Linked DNA regions of Homo sapiens: region 1 is linked to region 2. A link is a contact called in ENCODE Hi-C or POLR2A ChIA-PET data. All regions are on one chromosome and are shown on one strand. Each heading gives the region's core, a stretch centred on a gene start or an enhancer-like site at or near the end of the contact. The rest is flanking DNA. Distances are from core to core; before and after follow the strand shown.

Evidence for each region. Hi-C counts contacts between places; a loop is a spot of excess contacts on that map. ChIA-PET counts read pairs that join two places held with the same protein, here RNA polymerase II (POLR2A). Pooled maps may share reads with other maps.
Region 1: a loop to region 2 is called in a pooled map, with 2.0 times the contacts of the local background. The contact joins two enhancer-like sites. A Hi-C loop is called at or near these places in 5 of 37 single-sample maps with no recorded cell type and 8 of 50 pooled maps. POLR2A ChIA-PET finds 5 or more read pairs at or near these places in 4 of 52 experiments (OCI-LY7, activated B cell, activated CD4-positive, alpha-beta T cell and 1 more).

The regions. Positions count from the first base shown.
Region 1 is chr6:16,729,930-16,735,993 of GRCh38, reverse strand. The region is part of intron 2 of ATXN1 (ataxin 1); the gene reads left to right. Among named protein-coding and RNA genes, the nearest start is that of ATXN1-AS1, 28 kb to the left of the region's middle. Within about 2 kb of position 4,258, at least 3 of the 41 ENCODE cell types and tissues checked have a DNase peak (open chromatin) inside an H3K27ac peak, as active enhancers do.
Region 2 is chr6:16,584,288-16,591,364 of GRCh38, reverse strand. ATXN1 (ataxin 1) reads left to right here. Exons shown (of 8, transcript NM_001128164.2): 4 at 5,458-5,585. Among named protein-coding and RNA genes, the nearest start is that of ATXN1-AS1, 170 kb to the left of the region's middle. Within about 2 kb of position 4,889, at least 4 of the 41 ENCODE cell types and tissues checked have a DNase peak (open chromatin) inside an H3K27ac peak, as active enhancers do.

The DNA.
Region 1 (6,064 bases), core at 3,009-5,508, 150 kb before region 2:
TGCATTCAATTTAATTCTATTTTTTCTCAGCCTACTATATGCAGAGTACTATGCTAGCAGGGAAAAATAATGCGGAATAAGTTGTGGCCCATGGTTTCAAACAGATTAATCTTTGATTACTCTTTGATGCTTTTTTTGTATTATTTGAGGGACAGTTTTTTTTTCTTTTTTGAGATGGAGTCTCGCACTGTTGCCTGGGCTGGAGTGCAATGGCACGATCTCAGCTCACTGCAACCTTTTAAAAAGAGTTAAGTGGATCTTCCTAATGATTATTCTTTGTCAATGTAAGATATTAGGACTTAATGTATTTTGTGAACTCTGAGTACACCTACAGGTGAGTGGTAGATATCTTCATACTTTAAATTACTGCTGGATTTTGTCTGTACCCCGAGACAGAATTTTGGTCTTCTCTTATATATAGCAGTTAATATTAATGAGGCTTCCCTGAAAGGGTTCCTGGATATTCAGATTCTTCACACTTTTCTTATAAACCATTAGATTTGTTTCCTCCATTCATTTGGGCATCTTCTAGTGACACACGGAGTGGCTCTTAAAAAAGTGGAACTTGATTGCTGATAGTTTTATTCAATAAATCATTGTTAATAAATATTTATTTGCGATCAGAAACACAAGGAGGGAGTGTACACACTCAGAAAAGCCCACAATGCAGGGAGCCTGTTCTTCTAACAATAATAATGGCTGGCTGGCATATTGAGGATTTAGGATGTGTCAGTCACTGTACTAATCACTTAATCCTCACAGTAAACCTACATAGGTCATTATTATCTCCACCTTACAGATGAGGTAACCGGGTTAGTAGCTTGCCCAAGGTCACAGAGCTAGTAAGTGGTGGGACTGGGCTTCATGCATGCCATTTTAACCTTAGACCCTGTGCTTTTAACTAATTATACTCTATTGCCTACCACCTGTGTCATTGTAGAACTTGCAAAATTATGTTCAAAAATTGTTTTTACTAAATATAAAATAAAATACAGTAAAATAGAAATACAAAAGTATATTCACAAAATAAATGTAAATTATAAAAAATAAGGGTTCAGTGAACACTCCTTTAACTCTACACCCATATTTTAAAATTACCATCAACTGGATGTCCTCTATGTGGACCTCCCCAATCTTGTCACATTCTTCCCACCTCAGAAGGAACCACTATAGAAACATGACGTTTTAAAATATTTTTAAGACTAGGCACGGTGGCTCACGTCTGTAATCCCAGCACTTTGAGAGGCCAAGGCAGGTGGATTATTTGAGGTCCATAGTTCGAGACCAGCCTGACCAACATGGTAAAATCCTGTCTTTACTAAAATACAAAAATTAGCACACGCCTGTGGTCCCCGCTACTCAGGAGGCTGAGGCAGGAGAATTGCTTGAACCTGGGAGGTCGAGGCTGCAGTGAGCTGAGATTGCACCACTACACTCCAGCCTGAGCGACAGAGTGAGACTCCATCTCAAAAAAGTATACATATATTTTTCACGAAAGTACACAAAAATGCACACCAGCCAGATCACTGTTTGTTTTCTCTCCTTTTTCTCTTCTTTTTTCCCTACTTTTTCATCTCTCATCCTTCTTCCTTCTTTTCTCGCACCATCATGGAGAACAAAGAAGAACTGGGTCAGAACAAACCTTTAAAAAGTGAAGGCGAGCGTTCCTTGCGGGGATGCCCAGTGTCATGACTAGTGTTGGGAATTCTTGGTGAGATGACAATATTTTTGCCTCACTCAAATGAGGCATGCCCTTCCAAGTAAAGCATGCTATGTTTTGTAGCAAACAGAACACCTGAGAAGGATGATTTCATATGACTGTGCCAACAGATCTCTCACAAGCTTGTCAGGTTATAATTCACAAATCTTAACTCTATAGTCTATAGACATTTTTTTTTTATATGGGGTCTCACTCTGTCGGTTGCCTAGGCTGGAGTGCAGTGGTGAGATCTTGGCTCACTGCAATCTCCGCCTCTTGGGTTCAAGCGATTCTCCTGCGTCAGCCTCCGGAGTGGCTGGGGTTTCACCATGTTGGCCAGGCTGGTTTTGAACTCCTGACCACAAGAAATCCACCTACCTTGGCCTCCCAAAGTGCTGAGATTACAGGCATGAGCCACTCCACCCAGCCAGTGGTTCTTTTTCATTTGAGATGGAGTTTTGCTCTTGTTGCCCAGGCTGGAGTGCAATGGCACGATCTTGGCTCACTGTAACCTCTCCCTCCCGGATTCAAGTGATTCTCCTGCCTCAGCCTCCCAAGTAGCTGGGATTACAGGCATATGCCACCACACCCAGCTAATTTTGTATTTTTAGTCAAGATGGGGTTTCTCCATGTTGGTCAAGCTGGTCTTGAACTCCCGACCTCGGCCTCCCAAAGTACCGGGATTATAGGTGTGAACCACCATGCCTGGCCTGTTTCTTTTTTTTTTCCAAGAGGTCAGTTCTCAGTCTGTTGTCCGAACTGGAGTGCAGTGGCATGATCACAGCTTTACTGCAGCCTTGAACCCTTGGGCTCAAGTGATCCTCCTACCTCAGCCTCCCGATTAGCTGGGACTGCCGCTGTGCACCACCACACCCAACTAATTTTTAAAATTTTTTTGTAGAGACAGGGTCTTGCTATGTTGCCAAAGCTTGTCTCGAACTCTTGGCCTCAAGCCATCCTCCCGCCTCGGCCTCCCAAAGTGTTGGGATTACAGACATGAGCTGCCGTGCCTGGCTGACTTGTGGTTCTTAATAGTGTGGCTCTTAAAATAGCAAACATTTTTGGGAACCAATGTGAGGGCACTTCATAACACAATCAAAAACCATTAAGTGGAATATGTTAAGATAATGTAACCTTGTTGTTGTCCCTTAATGCTTTAATGCAGGCTTTCAGCAAGTAGTAATACCTGGTATGGTGGGTGTAAAACTCAGAATGGGTCCCGGCATGGCAGGAATAAGAGAATTCTTTCATCGGTTGGAAAATATGTTTGAATAATTCACTACATTTAAAAAATAGGTAAAGAGGCTTTTGGTTTTGGTTGCAAATTGCACTCATCCATGGAAGTTTTTCAAGGGCCATACAATTCTGTAGATGGAGGTGGCAATTTAATGCAGTCTTAGCTGTTTAGGATTTAGAACTATGTTACTTTTAATTTACTTCCATGAAATTACAAAAACATGTAATGAAGCTAAAAAGATTTCAAAAGAAGCACATCTAGTCAAACATAAAAGTACTTAATAAGGGCATACATGTAGAAGTATATTAGTCTTTGCACATATTTACATATGTATGTTTTGGTTGCTTAATATTTTTCAAGTGCTGCATGCATTTGTATGTGTAAATACAGTGTGCACCCTTTATAGAACTAGTGTTGGGGGACTCTTTTATCAGCTATTATGATTTGGAGCTTTATCAAATGGAGTGATTTTTTTTTGTGTGTGTGTGAGATGGAGTCTCACTCTGTTACCCAGACTTGAGTGGAGTGGTGCCATCTCGGCTTATTGCAACCTCTGCCTCCTGAGTTCAAGCAATTCTCCTGCCTCAGCCTCCAAAGTAGCTGGAATTACAGGCACCCATTAGCACGCCTGGTTAATTTTTGTATTTTCAGTAGAGACGGGGTTTCACCATGTTGGCCAGGCTGGTCTCAAACTCCTGACCTCAAGTGATCCACCTGCCTCGGCCTCCTAAAGTGCTGGGATTACAGGCGTGAGCCACCACACCCGGCCGGAGTGATATTTTCCAATGGTCATGATTCTGGCCTGTAACACCAAGCAGTATAACGATGAGATTGAAGTGTGACCATGTGCGTCTGCCTATTTTTATGTTCTATCTCATCTTTTTGCTTGGAGAAAAATTATGTTGAAAGACTACAGTGTGCCTATAAAGCTTCAAATATGAAAAAAGAGCTACATATGACACTTTGTTGCAGTTAGTCCATTGTCTCAAAAACATGCTATAAAAATATGACAACTAGAAAAGTCTTGGCAAATGTAGCATGAGTGTTGCCGGTTTAAAAGCCGTGTTTGAGTACTCTAAAGTACTTTTCTGTGACAGCTATTACTATAGGAATTGGCACCAGCTAAGAAAATTTACAGTTTAATACTTTAGAGCAAATAATTGCTTAGGGTGCTTTAAATAGCACAGGAAATGTGTAGAGTGTTTACTTGACATTTGCTATATTGAACACTAATACTGAAACAGATTCTTTGACCACAGAGAATGCCAGTGTAGGAGGGGTGGGGGTAGGTGGGAGAAAGAGGCGGAGAAGGAAACGGCAATACAATTAGATAAAAATTAAATGACAAATGTACTTTTTCATGATACAGAGATATCATGGGGAAAAATGCCCATTTGTTTGATCAAGTAATCTTCTAGTGTGGTAGCAGAAAGCAAAGTACAGACAACTTCCTGGGATTAGGTTCCTCCTGCTAAAGGCTGTCTTCACCAGAAGGTCAAAGCCTTGCAGCCCTTGGTCGCTCTGGTTTATTTTTCAAGCTCCTGAAAGCAAGAGGAATGACCTCCGTTTTTATTAAAAAAAAAAAAAAAAAAAAAAAAAAAAAGAAAAGAAAAAAAAAGCCTCTCTCGTTATCTGTCTAATCTGCACATGCTTGTGATTTTTTTTTATGACGACTCTGATGCCCTCATTTCTCATTGCAGCTCAGTGCTTGTGATGTTTTTTTCCCCTGAATGCATCTTGCACTCCCAGAATCTTCTTTTCATTCTTCCCTGGCTCTGTTAATACGGGTCTTATCTTAGAACGGGGTCTAGTGCAGTTTAGTGTAGCTCTTACATGCAGAGCATTTTTTTTTTGCACAAACTGCTTCTCGTGGATTGTGATTCAGTTGCACTTAAAGGGAAAAATAGAGTATATTTTAGGCTACTAAACCTCCTTCCATTTGTAGGCATTTGAGCCAGTTATACAGTGTCTTTCAGGGAGTTTTACATGCATATGTTAATAACCAGTGGCACCTGTGATAGGTCCAGGAATGTGAAATTGTGCAACGTTAATGACATTTGTCCAAGCTTCTTCCTTCTATCTTGTCAATATGAGCTACTTTTAAATACACAAAGGAATTTTGAAAACACCAATCAAAAGTCAAAATTTCACCCTGCAGCATGGCCCGGCACCCAGAACACTCAGCAAGAGGAAGGTCTGTATTTATGGCTTTTCCACTGACTTGAAATTTGACCTGGAATAAATCATGTTTAACTTCTTTATGCTTCAATTAGCTTTTGAAAGATATGTGTGGTTGTGTTTAGCCAGTGGAAAGGCAATAACTGAAGTTCACAACGAAAGGAGAACTTGAAGGGAAATTTTGTTAGGAAAGAACAGTGGGCAAGAATACAATCTTCAGGCAGGGTGCTATTCCTAAAAAGTCTTGGTACACATGGTTCCTAAGGAAGGTGGGACATTTTCTTATAATATTCTTTCTGTATTTTGTAGAATTAAGAAATATATTATTGTACATAAATATTTTATATTACATTATATATGTATAAATACATTTATATATATATATATATATACATACTGTTTTACCCTTTAACTCCAGAAAGCTTTGCGTTCACACATCTTTTTCCCTAACTTCTACCTATAAAGGGATTTTTAGTGATAATCTTGAATTTAAATTGTAATCAAGCAGTAACAAACTTCATTTAATATGCAGACATCTAATTTTATAAAGGAAATTCCAAGTTATTGTTCATTTCCATTTATTAATTTATTTATTTTGGGACGGAGCCTCACTCACTCTGTTGCCCAGGCTGGGGTGCAATGGCACAATCTCACGTCACTGTAATGTCCATCTCCCGGGTTCAGGTGATTCTCCTGCCCCAGCCTCCTGAGTAGCTGTACAGGCGTGCACCACCATGCCCGACTAATTTTTGTATTTTTAGTAGAGATTGGGTTTCACCGTGTTGGTCAGGCTGGTCTTGAACTCCTGACCTCAAGTGATCTGCCTGCCTCAGCCTCCCAAATTGCTGGGATTACAGGCGTGCGCCATCGCGCTTGGCCAATTTTTGAAGTTTCTTTTTTTAATCTGTTGCCATCTCTGAGATGAGAGGTTTTTCATTCATTTGGGGAAA
Region 2 (7,077 bases), core at 3,640-6,139:
AAAGAACCATATACTTAGGGTAAACTGGTCAATAGCTGTGGCCATGGAATAGAATTATAATTCAATTTAAAAGGAGTTTAATAGTCTCATGGTAAATGAATAGGTTACAGCTGGGCACTGTGGCTCACACCTGTAGTCCCAGTTCTTTGGGAGGCCTAGGTGGGAAGATTGCTGGAGACCAGTAGTTTGAGTCCAGCCTGGGCGACATAGCAAGACCCTGTCTCTACTAAAAAATTAAAAAAATAGTTGGGCGCAGTGGCTCACGCCTGTAATCACAGCACTTTGGGAGACCACATGCTGGTCGAGACCATCCTGGCCAACATGGAGAAACCCCATCTCTACTAAAAATACAAAATTAGCTGGACGTGGTGGTGCATGCCTGTAATCCCAGCTACTCAGGAGGCTGAGGCAGGATAATTGCTTGAACCTGGAAGGCGGAGGTTATGGTGAGTGGAGATTGCGCCATTGCACTCCAGCCTGGGCAACAGGAGTGAAACTATGTTTCAAAAAAAAAAAAAAATTAAAAAATTAGCCAGGCATGGTGGCGTGTGCCTGTAGTCCCAGCTACCCAGGAGGCTGAGGTGAGAGGACCACCTGAGCCCGAGAGGTTGAGGCTGAAGTGAGCTGTCATCACACCACTGCACTCCAACCTGGGAAACAGAGTGAGAACTTGTCTCAAAGAAAAAAAAAAAAGAATGTTATGAATTTAGTATTTTTATACTTCCCCTACAACTCTAGTATCTCTGAGGAAAAGCCTCAATCAGAAAAATGATTTGCTTTGGGGTTTTATCTTTTATCAGTGATAAATGTGAATTGAGAATAGAAATCTCAAAATGCAATAATGATAGTACTTTATATTTCAGTAGGACTTAATATATAAAACTCTAATATGCATTATTTAAATTTGGCCAATATGCAAGAGAAAAGCAACATAGGGCAGAATTATGAGTTTGCTTCGTAAAATAACTATTACCAGTTCATTCTGTTCAACTATGTACTGGTAGCATTTGTAAACAATTCATTCTTATTTTTTTTCCAAAGTGCATTGCAAAATAGTCTTGCCTGTATTTTCCTGTTTGCAGTCTATTTCATTAAATTTCTGCAATTCTAAATTAGAATAGCATCTAATAGACCACATATGAAATGTGCTTGCTATTAATTCAGACATTTTATGGCATATTCATTAGTCAAATCCTTAGTATTTATTTATGAAGTCACATTACTCTGTCCAGTAATTAACAGAAGTGGATGAATATGCATCTCTAATTTTTTTTTTAGCAAAAGAAATAGCTTACAGTAAGTATTTATAATTACGTCAGCTCAATGTTTACAGCACTTGAATGGCGATATGTGTAGTTTCTGTCATTTAGACTTCATAGATAATTTTTGTACAGAAATGCTTTGTTGTTGATGCTTTGCTTCCTTCACACATATATCACAGATTACCGAAACAATCATTAGTCCTTCAGTTGCAACGGATAAGACTCTTCTTTATCCTTAATTTTCTGAGCTCCTTTCTAGGCATTTTATGTTCTTACACAGATGCTAATGCTAATTAATGCTTTAATATGAAAGATACTGGCAAATAAAACTGTTACATTTTACCCATAAGTTGTAAATTCAGCTTAGTTGCCCTAACAATACTGATAGTGATAATGGCTGTACAATTAATATTTATGGAGTGCTTCCAGTATACTGAGCTCTGTGCTAAACATTTTACTTATGTAGCTTAGTTAACTCTCGTAACAACCCTGTGAGGTAGGTGTTATTAGCCCGTTTCACAGATGAATTTGTAATCATTATGCCTTACCACATTTAATAATAACATTCTCTATTAATCGTATATTTCAGATGCCCAGCTCTGGAACTTTGCAGTATGAAACGTGTGTGTATGTGTGTGATGTATATATAATATATAAGTATGTATATATAATATATAAATGTAGATTATATAATATATATGTGTGCGTGTATATACACACATTTCTTTTTTTTGTTGTTGTTAATTTATGTGCCACGCTGCTGTACGAAACTCTGGGGTACTATGATGAGGGGATACCTCTTTCTTGCCTTTAAGGGACTTAGGTTGTGGTGGGAGAGATGGACTTGGTTAAGGAACAAGTACAGGAAAATATGATAATTGCTTTAATAGGGATAGGTACAGGGGTTGTAGAAAAATGAGAGAAAAGGGCCCCCACTTCCCAGAAGGTGTCAGGGAGTTTTTCACAGAGAAGCGTCCCCAGCCCTGAGACTTGAAGACTGAGTGAGTTTGAAAAGATGATGTGTGGGGGGAACAGAAGAGAGAAGGGTGTGGAGATGAGGGAAACAAGATGGGGTCAGGGAGCTACAGGGAGGGACTTGGAGGTGCTGAGGGTCAAGTGCAGCAGGAGGAGAGACCCGGCTGGCTGGGGTCAGAGCTCAAGGAGCCTTGCATGTTACCCAAAGGAATGTAGATGTCATACTCTGTGTGCTGGAAAACGATTTACAGATGAATCCAATCAACACTAATTAAATCAGTATGATTAAGGGATGACCTTCCTTTCTTCCTACCTTCCTCCCTCCCTTCCTCCTTCCCTCCTTCTTTGGCTCATTTATTCACTCAGAAGATTTTATTGAGTGCCCATAATGTGCAAAGCTTTCCATTGAATCCCAAAGATGAAAGGAGGGGTGAGAGTGGACACAGTTCTCCCTTTCTGGAGTTTATTGATTCGTGGGGGAAAACAAGCATTAATCAATGAATCAACCAAAAAATGTAAAAGTTACAAAATGACTACTATAACCAGGGAGGGTCATTCTATACAAGTGTGTCCTAGGAGGTGGTGACCTGGCTGAGGAAGTCTCCCTTGAGAAGAGGACTGAGCTGAGAGCTGAAGGAGAAAAGAATACAAGGTCATTTGATAGAAGGGGTGGGTGATTTGAGGAGAAGTCTTAGCAAGGAGGAAGTCATGTGCAAAGGCTTTAAGGCCTGGGAAAGCAAGGTCCTTTTAAGGAATTGAAAGTAAGCCAGCCATGCTGTAGTGCAAGTTGGAAGAGAATGCAGGTTTTGGGGGCCATGTTTAGAAATGGAAAGCCACTGCAATGCCTTAGGCAGGAGCCAAGGAAGGTAGTAGGGTGGCAGGGTGGACGCGGGGAGACGTGTTAGGGGGCCAGGGAAAGAGTCCAGATGAGCCAGGGTGGTGCCGGAGAGGAGCGGAGGGAGTTGAGGAGTATGGCTGCATGGTTGAATATGGGGCATAATTTGGGAGAGGAAGACGTCAGAGTGATGTTGATGCCATCACTGAGCTAGGAAACGTAGGTGAGGCAGAATCTATTCTGCTTAGATTTCCAGAAAACATTAGGGGATAGATGAGGATGACATCACAATGGAATTTAAGCTATTTAAGCTCAAGGTTGGCCTTGAAAAATGAGTAGGAATTTTCTTTTTTTTTTTTTTTAGACAGAGTTCCGCTGTTGATGCCCAGGCTGTAGTGCAATGGCACGATCTCAGCTTACTGCAACCTCTGCCTCCCAGGTTCAAGCGATTCTCCTGCCTCAGCCTCCCGGGTCACTGGGATTACAGGCGCCCACCACCATGCCTGGCTAGTTTTTTTTTTTAGTATAGATGGGGTTTCACCATGTTGGCCAGGCTGGTCTCGAACTCCTGACCTCAGGTGATCCTCCCGCCTTGGCCCCCCAAAGTGCTGGATTTACAGGCATGAGCCACTGTGTCCAGCTGAAAAATGAGTAGGAATTTTCTAAATGGCAAGGAGAGGCAAAGCATGTTAATCAAAGGGAGTGTCATATGCAAAGGCAGAGGCATAACAAAAATAGTGCAAATAAATGCCTACACATATACAAAAGGAGAGTTATTGTGGGACCCATACATAATTTTGTTGATTTCTTGATATGCTCATATCCATTTTGTGTTGCAGTGATTCTAAGATCTGTATTAGTATGTAGACTTTGTGAACAGGTAAACATGTTTAAGAATTTTTTAAGACATGGCTGTATTAGATATCGAAATTCCTCTCTTCATTTTCATATCTTTACTTTGGAATTCATATATGCCTTTTGATGTTATCATCTGACTTGTTTCTAATGAAATTTAGCCGCTTAGGCAGGACGTGGATTTTAGGTTTCTGCTTAGTGTTTTGGCATCTGGATTTGGGATTACTTAGCATTTTTAATTTACTAAAATAACCACCAACTTACACTCAGTTGAAATATGAACATGTCGGTTTCACTTGAGCTTGGGAATTAAAATCAAAGTACAGTCAAATCCAAAACAAATAATAGTAATTTTAAGACTAGGTGACATAACCCTCTGGGAAAAATGAGGTGATAGTGATTTGATACTTTTTTTTTTTTTGAGACAGAGTCTTGCTTTGTCACCAGGCTGGAGTGCAGTGGCATGATCTCAGCTCACTGCAAACTCTGCCTTCCGGTTCAAGTGATTCTCCTGCCTCAGCTTCCTGAGTAGCTGGGATTACGGGCACGCACCACCATGCGTGGCTAATTTTTGTATTTTTAGTAGAGATGGGGTTACACCATGTTGGCCAGGATGGTCTCGATCTCCTGACCTCATGATCCGCCCACCTCAGCCTCCCAAAGTGCTGGGATTACAGGCATGAGCCACCATGCCCCAGCCCCGATATGTTTTAATACTAACTACAGAAGTGTTGGTAGAAAGATCAGCCTTGAAGAGATGGTATAGTACTAGAATCCTAAGCATGACCTCTGTGAACTGTTGGCTTAAGTACTGGCTTTAACATCCGTTGGCTGTATTTACTGTCAGTTTTCTTGTCAATAATGCAGAGGTAAACATGATTCCTGGCCACCTCACAGACTGCAGTGGAGTGGGGCAATGTGTGTAAAGCCCTTAGCACATGGCCCAGAACATAGTAAATGTTTAATCAATGTTCGTGATGACCTTGGCCATCACTGACATCATGTCTTAACTGAGTTATTAACAAAGAGGCATGTGTAGTTTCAAAAGTGAAAGTGAGGCCGGAATGGTAAATACATGCACTGAATTTGCATAATTTTGTGGCTAGAAGGAGTCTTAGAGAAAGAGAGCATCAAATTCAGCAATGTTTCTGACATTTTCTATGAAGAACTGACTGCTTGTTATTTCTTAGAAATCTTAGAATCATTGAGCAGGGAAGGAGGGGCAGGAACGGGATTATTTTGATAGTGGTGTCCTCAAGGGGAGGAGATGGGGTGGGAAGCAACCCCTGGCCAGAACCCACTCATCCCTGGGGATAGGGACCTGCTGTGTCTCTGCCTGCTGAGTTTTTGACATTCTGATTTAAAAACCTTGTGTGTGTGTGTGTGTGTGTGTGCGCATGCTTGCGTGTGTGCATGTGTGTGTGAGAGATTATGCAATATGATGTTTCCCGTTTCTGTGACTTCAGCGAATGTGAATGAAGACCACAGAAGCAGCCTAACTCAGTGAGAATATTGTTTTTATAATTACAGGTCTAGGCGTTTTACACTGAGATTCTCCACTGCCACCCTTTCTACTCAAGCAAAATCTTCGTGAAAAGATCTGCTGCAAGGAACTGATAGCTTATGGTTCTCCATTGTGATGAAAGCACATGGTACAGGTAAACATCTCCAAAAGCTTTAAAGGAAAATAATTATCATTGAGTTGTAAAGTCCCCAAGATAGTGGTGGGGGTGTATACATATCTGGTCACACAAACATACACACACAACATACACATGTCTATTCATGTAGACTCCATTTTTTCCTACTGTCTCTTTTATAAAAATGGAACCCTTGCTTTTTTATGGGAAAGGAAATAACTTCTACTTATTTTGAGGTCACTAGTTAGGATAGATGACAAGGCATTGCTGATAATTCTGAAGGCATTTATAAATTTATAGATTTATAAATTCACTTAGAGAGACAAACATCAAATGGTAGTAGAGATTGTAGAAGTAGTAGAGATTATTAAGAGTATTGTTCCTCTTAACAATATAATTCTGAACATCTTTCATAGCAACAGATATTTTTCTACCGTATAGTTATTAATGATTAGTATACCATTGAGTAAACATTCTAAAATTTATTTAATTTATATCCCTTCTAACTGGACAGTTAGCCGTTTCTAATTTTTTTGCCTTTTTATTTTCTTGAGATAGGGTCTCACTCTGTCACCCAGGCTGGAGTGCAGTGGCATGATTTTGGCTCATTGCAGCTTCCACCTCCAAGGCTCAAGTGATCCTCCCACCTCAGCCTCCCAAGTATTAATAGCTGGGACTACAGGTGCACATCACCATGCCTGGCTAACTTTTGTATTTTTTTTTTTTATATAGTGATGAGGTTTTGCCATGTTGCCCAGGCTGGTCTCAAACTCGTGACCTCAAGCAGTCTTCCCACCTCAGCCTCCCAAAGTGTTGGGATTACAGGCGTGATCCACCACACCCAGACATTTTATTGCTTTCATGATGCCAAAAATATTCTTATAGCTCTGTATTAGTTCCCATTACAAATTATTTCCTTAGGCTAATTTCTTAGCAGCATACTGGTAAATGTAAGAGTTTTCAAGTTTTACGGCTTTTGGTAACTTGTTGCCAAATTACTTTCAGTAAAGTCATACCAGTTTGTATTTCCAGAGGCAGTTTATGAGAGCGTCTACTTAATACAGTTTTCCAATGCTGAGAATTTTGAAAACAAAAAGAGTTTTTTGCTGACTGATTATGCAAAATGGTGTTTCCATGTATTTTGGGTTTTGGGGGTGGGGGGGGTCATTTGTAAGTCAAGTAAATTGTACTGTTTTGTAGAACCTTCCTCCATTAGACAGCAGCATCCTTGAAACTTACCAGATTTCGACATTTCAGAAATAATATTAAATCCAGAAGGAGTAGAAGGGTCCTAGGGAATTTTAAGTTCTTCCTTTCTGGCCAAGTATTTTTAGACAACTATGAAATCACTAGATACAATCATTTTTCAGTGGAAAGCATAATTTTTCATTTCTTAAAAAGAGCAAAAAGGTATTTAATAAAAAAATTTTATTAGATATGTATCTGAAGTTATACTGCTCATTAGTTTAAAAATATGTATGTGCCTATATATGTATGTGTGTGTGTATAT